Regions from separate parts of the Homo sapiens genome. Here region 1 is linked to region 2. A link is an interaction called in ENCODE POLR2A ChIA-PET data of the cell type or tissue named here. Cell type or tissue: HepG2. All regions are shown on one strand.

What was found. Peaks named below come from ENCODE experiments on the same cell type or tissue, not always from the same donor. Only the 100,000 strongest peaks of a DNase experiment are listed, where the experiment ranks them.
Region 1: POLR2A ChIA-PET joins it to region 2 with 5 read pairs; 2 of 35 experiments call an interaction of 5 or more read pairs at or near these places.

What each region holds. Positions count from the first base shown.
Region 1 is chr20:36,556,242-36,561,241 of GRCh38, reverse strand. All of the region lies in intron 2 of DLGAP4-AS1 (DLGAP4 antisense RNA 1), which reads left to right. Among named protein-coding and RNA genes, the nearest start is that of DLGAP4-AS1, 15 kb to the left of the region's middle. In HepG2, a CTCF peak has its summit at 4,537 (motif pointing left); a DNase peak (open chromatin) is centred at 4,551.
Region 2 is chr20:37,244,671-37,249,670 of GRCh38, reverse strand. No RefSeq gene overlaps it. Among named protein-coding and RNA genes, the nearest start is that of GHRH, 15 kb to the left of the region's middle. In HepG2, no CTCF peak of the experiment used is centred here; a DNase peak (open chromatin) is centred at 1,904.

The DNA.
Region 1 (5,000 bases), 690 kb after region 2:
CCTCAGCCTCCCAAGTATGCTGGGATTACAGGCATGTGCCACCATACCCAGCTAATTTTGTATTTTTGGTAGAGACAGGGTTTCACCATGTTGGCCAGGCTGGTCTCGAACTCCTGACCTCAGGTGATCCACCCACCTTGGCTTCCCGAAGTGTTGGGATTACAGGTGTGAGCCACTGCGCCCGGCCGTGTGTGTGTATTTCATATGAGAAAGACTAGTTTCTGTAGTAAGTCAAATTAACAGAGAATATTTATGTTTTCCATGGAATGGCAGGAAGCACCAAAGAGAAATCTGTCCTTTTTGGTTGAGGACAAAGCATATGTCCATGCAAAATATTTGTATATGAATATTCATAGTAGCCTTATTCATAATGGCCCCAAACTATAAGCAACCCAAATGTTTATCAACTGGTAAAAGGGTAAATTGGTTGTATTCTGTCTATACAGTGGAATATTTCTCGGCAATCAGAGCTATAGTTGCACACAATAACATAGGCCAGTCTCACAAATATTATGCTAAGCGAAAGAAGCCAGACACAAAATAATAAATATTGTGTGACCCATTCATATAAAATTCTAGAAAAGCCAAAGAAATTTATAGAAAGTAAATCAGTGGTTTCCTGGGTTGAGGGATGGGAGAAGGGCTTGACTTAAAGAGGGGCATAAAGGAATATTTGCCAAAACTAATTTTATTAAGCCAATGGAGTGGGCACATTATATGGGTTTTCTTTTTTTTTTCTTTTCTTTTTTTGAGAAGGAATCTTACTCTGTCGTCAGAGCTGGAATGCAGTGGCGGGATCTGGGCTCACTGCAACCTCCTCCTCCCAGGCTCAAGTGATTCTCCTGCCTCAGCTTCCCGAGTAGCTGGGATTACAGGTGCATGCCACCACGCCTGGCTAATTTTTTGTATTTTTAGTAGACATGGGGTTTCACCATGTTGGCCAGGCTGGTCTCGAACTCCTGACCTTGTGATTCATCCGCCTCAGCCTCCCAGATTGCTGGGATTACAGGCATGAGCCACTGCGCCCAGCTCTTTTTTTTTTTTTTCCTATTATTTATTATTTTTATTTTTGAGACAGAGTCTCGCTCTGTCACCCAGGCTGGAGTGTAGTGGTGCAGTCTTGGCTCACTGCAGCCTCTGCCTCCTGGGTTCAAACAATTCTCATGCCTCAGCCTCCCAAGTAGCTGGGATTACAGGCACATGCCACCACACCCAGCTAATTTTTGTATTTTTAGTAGAGACAGGGTTTCACCATGTTGGCCAGGCTGGTCTCAAACCCCTGACCTCAGGTGATCTGCCTGCCTCAGCCTCCCAAAGTGCTGGGATTACAGGTGTAAGCCACTGTGGCCGGCCAGGTTTTCTTGTTTTTAAAAAATTATTTTTAGTTTTGACACAGAGTCTCTGTTGCCCAGGCTGGAGTTCAGTGGCGCGATCCCCGCTCACTATAGCCTCAACCTCCCAGGCTCAAGGAATTCTGCCTCAGCCTCCCAAGTAGCTGGGACTACAGGCATGCACTAACATGCCAGGCTTTTTTTTTTTTTTTTTTTTTTTTTTGAGACGGGGTCTTGCTCTGTCATCCAGGCTGGGGTGCAGTGGTGCGATTTTGGCTCATTGCCACCTCTGCCTCCCGGGTTCAAGTGATTGTCCTGTCTCAGCCTCCCGAGTAGCTGGGATTACAGACACGCGCCAGCATGCTCGGCTAATTTTTGTATTTTTAGTAGAGATGGGGTTTCACCATATTGGCTAGGCTGGTCTCCAACTCCTGACCCCAAATGATCTGCCCGCCTTGGCCTCCCAAGTGTGAGCCACCACGCCCAGCCTCATTTTTCGTTCTCAAAGGTGAGGAGTACTTATGATTCTGTTTCTGAGGGTCTCCATCCTTAGAGCAGGAGAAATATTGGAGGTTTTTGGCCGGGGTAGTGATGTGGTCAGACGGCCTTGGAACGCGCAACCCGAAATGGCCCTGTGGAGGGTGGAGGAGAGGGTCAGGAAGGCCAATTAAGAGGCCATTGCAGGTCATGTAGTTACATGCTTGAAATTTATGCATTTTTCCATACATGAATTATGCTTCAAGTTTTGTCTTTTTTTTTTTTTGAGACGGAGTCTTTCTCTGTTGCCCAGGCTGGAGTGCAGTGGCGTGATCTCGGCTCACTGCAAGCTCCACCTCCCAGGTTCATGCCATTCTCCTGCCTCAGCCTCCCGAGTAGCTGGGACTACAGGCGCTCGTCACCACGCCCGGCTAATTTTTTGTATTTTTAGTAGAGACAGGGTTTCACTGTGTTAGCCGGGATGGTCTTGATCTCCTGAGCTCATTATCCACCCGCCTCGGCCTCCCAAAGTGCTAGGATTACAGGCGTGAGCCACCGCGCCCAGCCTGTTATTGTTTTTTTTTGGAGAGTAGAGTTTTACCATGTTGCCCAGGCTTGTCTTGAACTCCTGAGCTTAAGGGATTGCCTGCCTTGGCCTACCAAAGTGCTGGGATTACAGGCGTGAGCCACCGCGCCCAGCCCATGCTTCAATTTTTTAAAAAAGACTATCACAGCTGAGCACGGTGGTGGCTGCCTGTAATCCCAGGAACTCAGGAGGCTGAGGTCGGAAGATCACTTGAGGCTAGGAGTTTGAGACCAGCCCCGGCAACGTGGCAAGACTCCATCTTTATTTAGAAAAAAAAAAAAGTGAAAATCACAGTGCTCCATGTAAATAAAGTTTAAAGCTCAGATCAAGGGGTTCTGGGCCCAGTGGGAACAGTATGACAAGTCTGGTGACTTGAGTAGGATTCTGGCTTAGAGCTTTCCAGAGTTTGAAGAGGGGTTGGGTGAAGGTAGGGGCCGACATGGGGAGAAAATCAAGTCACACTTGAGAACTGAAGGTAGAAATGTCTGAATGAGACTTAGAGCCCTTGCCGAATGAATAAACTGACTCCGTAGCTCTGGGGGTCCTGCTAGGAAGGGGAGCCAAGTGAAGGCCTGACACCCATCCTTAAGTGTTGTGGCTCGGAGAACTGGGACGGCCCTCGTGGACCACTTGGGGAAGGCATGAAGGGTCTCTGCGGGAGGAAGTCATTTCTTTATATTCCCTCCCTCCCTCAGATACTCTCCTTATCTGTTTGTCTCTTCTCACAGATATGACTGGGGCTGGGGGTACAGTGTCCCAGTGACAACGATCTGACCCACCTGTCTTTGAATCTGGTTCTGATGTTCCCTAGCGGTATGATTGAGCCTGGATAGGTTGCATTGCCTCTTTGAGCCTCTATTTCCTCATCTGTTAAGTGGGGATGATATCCAGTTTGCTGGCATAAGACTCACTTACCCTTTTCCCCCTTTCTAAAAAATGCCTTCTGCAATTTAATTTTAATTTTAATTTTTGTTTTTGTTGTTTTTTGGAGACACAGTCTCGCTCTGTCACCCAGGTTGGACTGCAGTGGCACAATCTCAGCTCACTGCAGCCTGGACCTCCCAGACTCAGATGATCCTCCCACTTTAGCCTCCTTAGTAGCTGGGACTACAGGCATGCACCTTCATGTCAGATTAATTTTTGTATTTTTTGTAGAGATGGGGTGTTGCCATGTTGCCCAGACTGGTCTTGAACTCCTGTGCTCAAGTGATCCGCCTACCTTGGTCTCCCAAACTGCTGGCATTGCAGCTGTGAGCCGCCTTGCCTGGCCTATTCTGCAGCTTCCCTGCCGTCTTTTTTTTTTTGAGACGGAGTTTTGCTTTTGTTGTCCAGTGCAATGGCGTGGTCTCGGCTCACTGCAACCTCCACCTCCCGGGTTCAAGCGATTCTCCTGCCTCAGCATCCCAATTAGCTGGGATTACAGGCATAGGCCACCACACCTGGCTAATTTTTTGTATTTAGTAGAGATGGGGTTTCACCATGTTAGTCAGGCTGACCTTGAACTCCTGACCTTAGGTGATCCACCCGCCTCAGCCTCCCAAAGTGCTGGGATTACAGACATGCACCACCGCGCCTGGCCTTTTTTTTTGAGACTGAGTCTTGCTCTGTTGCCCGGGCACTCCACTCACTGCAACCTCTGCCTCCCAGGTTCAAGTGATTCTCTTGTCTCAGCCTCCCTAGTAGCTGGGATTACAGGAGCCTGCCACCATGCCCAGCTAATTTTTGTATTTTTAGTAGAGACGGGATTTCACCATGTTGGCCAAGTTGGTCTGGAACTCATGACCTCAAGTGATCCGCCCACCCCAGCTTCCCAAAGTGCTGGGATTACAGGTGTGAGCCACCATGGCCAGCCTTCCTTACCATCTTATAACATGCCCATATTGTGGATGGAAGAGAATGGTGCAAAGTGGGGCCCTTGGGCACCCCAATATAACATGCCCATATTGTGGATGGAAGAGAACGAGTTAGGCTCTTGAGGGCTTCATAGGCCTGGGGCTGCTGGTCCCTTGAGATTGCTTTCTAGCATCTTGCAGTTTGGGGGACCTTACAGGTGCCAAAGAGGCCATCCGTTGTCTGGGAAAGCAGACGGGGCCAGGAATTCTGAGCATCGCGGCCCAAATTCGCTGGGTGACCTTCGTCGTCCCCTAGTGGTGAAGTGTGGCAACATCATATCCGGCAGGAATGGGTTTTGTGGCTTTGTGCCAGATTTTGTTGACTTTTGCTGCAGGTGCTGGGTAGGAATTCCCTCAGTATATTTTTTGCACTGTGGCTTGCTTTTTAGTTGCTGTTATTTGCTTGGGTGCAGTTCTCGTATTTGCTTTTACACCATTATATTTATTGAATGGGGCTTCAGTTGCCAGCAAATCCTGTGTGTTTTGTTACTATATACATGTTGAGCATCCCTGATCTGAAAATCCAAAGTCTGAAATTCTCCAAAATTTGAAACGTTTTGAGCACCAACATGACGCCACGAGTGGAATATTCCATAATTCACCATGTGTGACGGGTCACAGTCAAAACTTTGTATTGTGCACAGAATGATTAAAAATATTGTATGCCAGCCTGGGCAACATGATGAAACCCCGTGTCTACAAAAAATACAAGAA
Region 2 (5,000 bases):
AGTAGAGACAGGTTTACGCCAGGTTGGCCAGGCTGGTCTTGAACTCCTGACCTCAGGTGATCCACCTGCCTCAGACTCCCAAAGTGCTGGGATTACAGGTGTGAGCCACCACCCCCAACCCAAATAGAGTTTTAAAGATTGAATTGGCTTTTGTTAGCAGTTCATGAACTGGGCAGCATCCTGAGGGGGACTCTGATAAGCTGAGTGGGAGTGGGCCTTACAGGCAAAAAGGGGCTAAAGAAGCAGAAACAGGGCACGAAAAGCAGATTGGTCATTTCAAAGTTACCTTCCTTCTGGGGTTAAAGCAGAGGGGACTTCCTGATTATGCAAGCTAAAGTAGACTGGACCCCTTCCTTTTTTTTTTTTTTTTTTTTTTTTTGAGACAGAGTCTTGCTTTGTCACCCAGGCTGGAGTGTGGTGGCATGATCTCAGCTCACTGCAACCTCTGCCTCCTGGGTTCAAGTAATTCTCCTGCCTCAGCCTCCCGAGTAGCTGGGATTACAGACATCTGCCACCACGCCTGGCTAATTTTTGTATTTTTAGTCGAGACAGGGTTTCACCATGTTGGCCAGCCTGGTCTCGTACTCCTGACCTCAGGTGATCCACCCGCCTCAGCCTCCCAAAGTGCTGGGATTACAGGCGTGAGCCACTGTGCCTGTCCCAACTGGACCCCTTCTGATTGGCTGCTGTGAATCTCATATTTCAGAAAACTGGACCATTTTAAAGTTCTGTTTGATGACATGGCACTTAGTATGTCATGGGTGACTCTATTCTGGTTGGGTCTGGTTTGTTGGGGCCCGCCTAGTGCAAGAGCTCAGTTCAAAACAGCGGCCTCCCATAAATGTTCTTTAACAAGGTCACAGTAAGGATTTGGATCCCAAACTTGGTGAGATGAAAGCCATGGTGGAGTTTAAGCAGAAGAATGACATGCTGTGACCTATGCTGAAAATCACTCTGAGAAATGGTCAAACTCTAGATACATTCTTAGGGCGGAAGCCATTTGCTGATAGACAGGGTGTAGGGATTGGAGAGAAGTCAAGAATGACTCCTGAGTTTTTGGCCCAAGGATGGAGGATGGGAGGATGGAGTTGCCACTTAGCAGCTTTGGGGGTTGGGGGAATATTAAGAGTTTAGGTTTGAATGTTGAGTGTGAGGTGCCTATGAAAGGTCCAAGTGAGGAAGTTGAGTAGGCACATGGCTGTACAGGTCCTAGTTCAGGAGAGAGTCCCCTGAGTTCAGGGGAGAGGTCTGGACAGCTGGTTTGGCTGGTAGTTGTCACCATTTAGACGGTCGGTCTTTAAAGTCAAAAGACTAGTTAGATTACTAAGGAAGAATATAGGAAGAGTAAAGTCCAGGGACTGATCCCCTGGAAACCCTACATTTAAAGTTTAGAAGAAGGCCGGGTGCAGTGGCTCACGCCTGTAATCCCAGCACTTTGGGAGGCCAAGGCAGGTGGATCACTTGAGGCCAGGAGTTCAAGACCAGCCTGGCCAACATGACGAAATCCTGTCTCTAGACTAAAAATACAAAAATTAGCCAGGCATGGTGGTGCACGCTTGTAATCCCAGCTACTCAGGAGGCTGAGGCAGGAGAATCACTTGAACCTGGGAGGCGGAGCTTGCAGTGAGCCAAAATCACACCACTGCACTCCAGCCTGGGCGACAGAGCAAGACTGTCTGAAAAAAAAAAAAAAAAAAAAGTTTTGAGGAAAGATGAGGAACCAGCAAAGGAGGCTGAGAAGTAGCAGGCAGTGAAGTAACAGGAAAACTCCTTCAAAGAAGAATCCCAGAAGCCAATGAAGAGTGTTTCTAGAAGAAAGGGGTGATCTGCTCTGCTAAATGCTGCTGATGGGACAAGTCAGTTTAGAACTGACCATGGAAGTGACCATGGAAGCCACTGATGACCTTGGCAAAGAGAAATCAGGTGTAGTGAAGGCCAAAGTCTGATTTGAGTGGGAGAAATGGGAGAAGAGGAATCAGAGCTGGTGAGTATAGATTTGGCTGTGCAATAGGGTGGCCCCTAGACATATGTGGCTAACGAACACTTGAAATGTAGCTGGTACAAACTGAGATGTACTTTAAGTATAAAATAAACACTGGATTTAGGCTGGGGCATGGTGGCTCATGCCTGCAATCCCAGCATTCTTGGGAAGCCAAGGAGGGAGGATCACTTGAGGATAGGAGCTCAAGACTAGCCTGGGCAACATAGCTCGACTCTGCCTCTACAAATAAAAATTCAAAAAAAATTAGCCAGGCGTGGTGACACACACCTGCAGTCCCAGCTACCTGGGAGGCTGAGGTGGGAGAATTGTTGAGCCCAGGAGTTTGAGGCTGCAGTGAACTATTATTGTACCACTGCACTCCAGCCTGGGCAACAGAGTGAGACTCTGTCTCCAAAAAAAGAATAAATAAAACAAAACACCCCACAGATTAAAGGTCCAAGTAGGAATCACTCAGATTTAATATGAAAAAATACAAAATACCTCAGTATTTTTATACTGATCACATATTAAAATGATATTTTAGATATATGGGTTAAATAAAATATATTAAAATTAATTTCACTTGTTTCTTTTTAACTTTTTTATCTTGGTTTCCAGAAAATGTAAAATCACCTATGTAGCTTGCTTTGTATTTCTATTGGACAGCGCTGGTAGAGATTATTTTTTTGAGAAATTTTGCTATAAAGGGAAGCAGAGAACTGGAGCCACTGACCCGAGGCTCCCGCATCAGTGATTACCCAACTCTTGCTATTCATGAGCCATTTTATCTGGGCCAAATATCGCCACACATCACCTGCCCTCTGCGTGCCTCTGATCAGAATCTGTGAACTTACTGGGGTGACTGAAATGTTCTATATTTCAATTTGGGTGGTGGTTATACCAGTGTTGTCACATATAAAAAATCATTGGGTTGTTCACTTAGGATCTGTGCATTTTGCTGTACGTAAATTAAACCTAAAAAAAACCTGACAACTGTGAAAAGTCTAGATGATGGGATGTCTGTTTTGATTTAAAAAGTGCAAAAAGAGGGGCCAGGTGCAGTGGCTCAAGTCTGTAATCCCAGCACTTTGGGAGGCCGAGGCGGGCGGATCATTTGAGGTCAGGAGTTTGAGAGAAGCCTGGGTAACATGGTGAAACCCCACCTCTACTAAAAATACAAACATTGGCTGGGTGTGGTGGCATGGGCCTGTAATCCCAGCTACTAGGGAGGCTGAGGCAAGAGAATCAACGTGAACCCAGGAGGTGGAGGTTGCAGTGAGCCAAGATGACGCCACTGTACTCCAGCCTGGGTGACCGAGCAAGACTCTGTCTCAAAAAAAAAAAAAAAAAAGTGCGAAAAGAATCACAGCATCTTAACATTGATGGAGTGAACAATCCCACCTCTCCATTTTGTAGCCTAAGACAGTGTCGTCAGGGAAGGAATGACCCAAGCTCGAAGGGCCTGGCAGCCAGGTCTCTGGTCTCCCAGCACCAGAACTATATAACCAACTCAGTTCCTTCCAGGGTAAAGACCACCTGCTCTCCCTGGGCGCCTGAGAAAAAAAACGTGAAGCCTGGGAAACCGTCTGCAGGGGGCCACTGAGGCGGCTCCACGGAGGAGACAATCAGAACAATGGGAGACAAAAGCCCCCTCGGAGGAAAAGGCTGGCCTTAGAGGGCAGGTGGCCCACTTCAACCAAGAGAGGCAGGCACAAAGGAAGGGGCTGTGAATGGGAGGCGCGCCCGGCCTGCCCCAAGACCCCCTCCTTCCTCCCAGACCCACCTGCTCATCTCTTTCCTTGGCCTATCCTGACAAAAGCAAAAGCCGAGGGCTCTTTCAACTTCCAATTAGTTTTTCAAATAAAATAACGACTGCTGGGACCTGCTGCTACTTGTGGTTTTGGAGGTGAATGCAATTATAGGGGAAAAACCACCATAGCAACAACTCCAGTGCTCCATACCATTAACCACGGCACGAATGGCGTCGGAGAGACTCCACTTGCCCCGCAGAGGAGCTGGGAGCTTCCCACTCCGGGGAGGGTCCTACTTAAGACGGAGTGCTATTTTTCTCCCTAAAGAAATGCTCTAATCAACGGGGGACTTGTCGCTTTTAATGATAATCTCTTCTGTTTGTATTAACTTAGAGTTCACAAAGAGGCTTCCCATCCATTACTTCATTTGTTCTCTACAACAGGCCCCTGAGGAAGGCAGGGCAGGGCACATTGGCCCAGCTGGATCCAACTAGAGGTCAGATTCAACTAGAGTCGCTCCAGGTTGGCAGGACGGGACTGATGGGGCGGGGAGGGAAGGCAACACTCTCTCGAAAAGGTTGCTTTAAGACTCCAGGCCCCTCAGGAAATGCTGGGGAGGAAATGAGGGAGCTGGGGTGTCGAGTAACTTGAACTAACAGGTGAATGTAGACCTGGTACAAACTGTTGACTGGGCTCCTGTTAACACCACCTGGGAAATAATAATGATGACAATATCTGCGCTATTGGGAGCAAACACTGACTCAATGCTAAGTGTCAGGCACTGTGGTATGTGTTGTGGCTGTGGCCTCCTCTAATCCCTATAAAACCCTCAGAGGTATGATCCCCATTTTTACTGATGGGAAACCAAGGCCCAGAGAGGTAAAGGTACAAAAGGACACACAGCTAATGGGGGAACTCGAAGCAGCTCTGACTCTAAAGCTGGCATGTCTTGTACTCCTCAGAGAAGGCCAGGCCCAGGCGCTACTGCAGCGAATCATTTGAGTGATGAATCCAGTGGATTTCATGAATTATAAGAGAGAGGCCTGCTGTCAGCTCTGGACTCCCAGACTGTCTTGGCTATAGCAACCAGGTTATTCCCCTGCAGCACTGCTCCAGCACTGAGAGCCGAGTCCCTTTAAGAGGCTTTGAGGCCAGGTGCAGTGGCTCCTGCCTGTAATCCTAGAACCTTGGGAGGTCGGGGAGATTGCTTGTGCTCAGGAGTATGAGACCAGCCTGGGCAACATTGCAAAATCCCATCTCTACCAAAA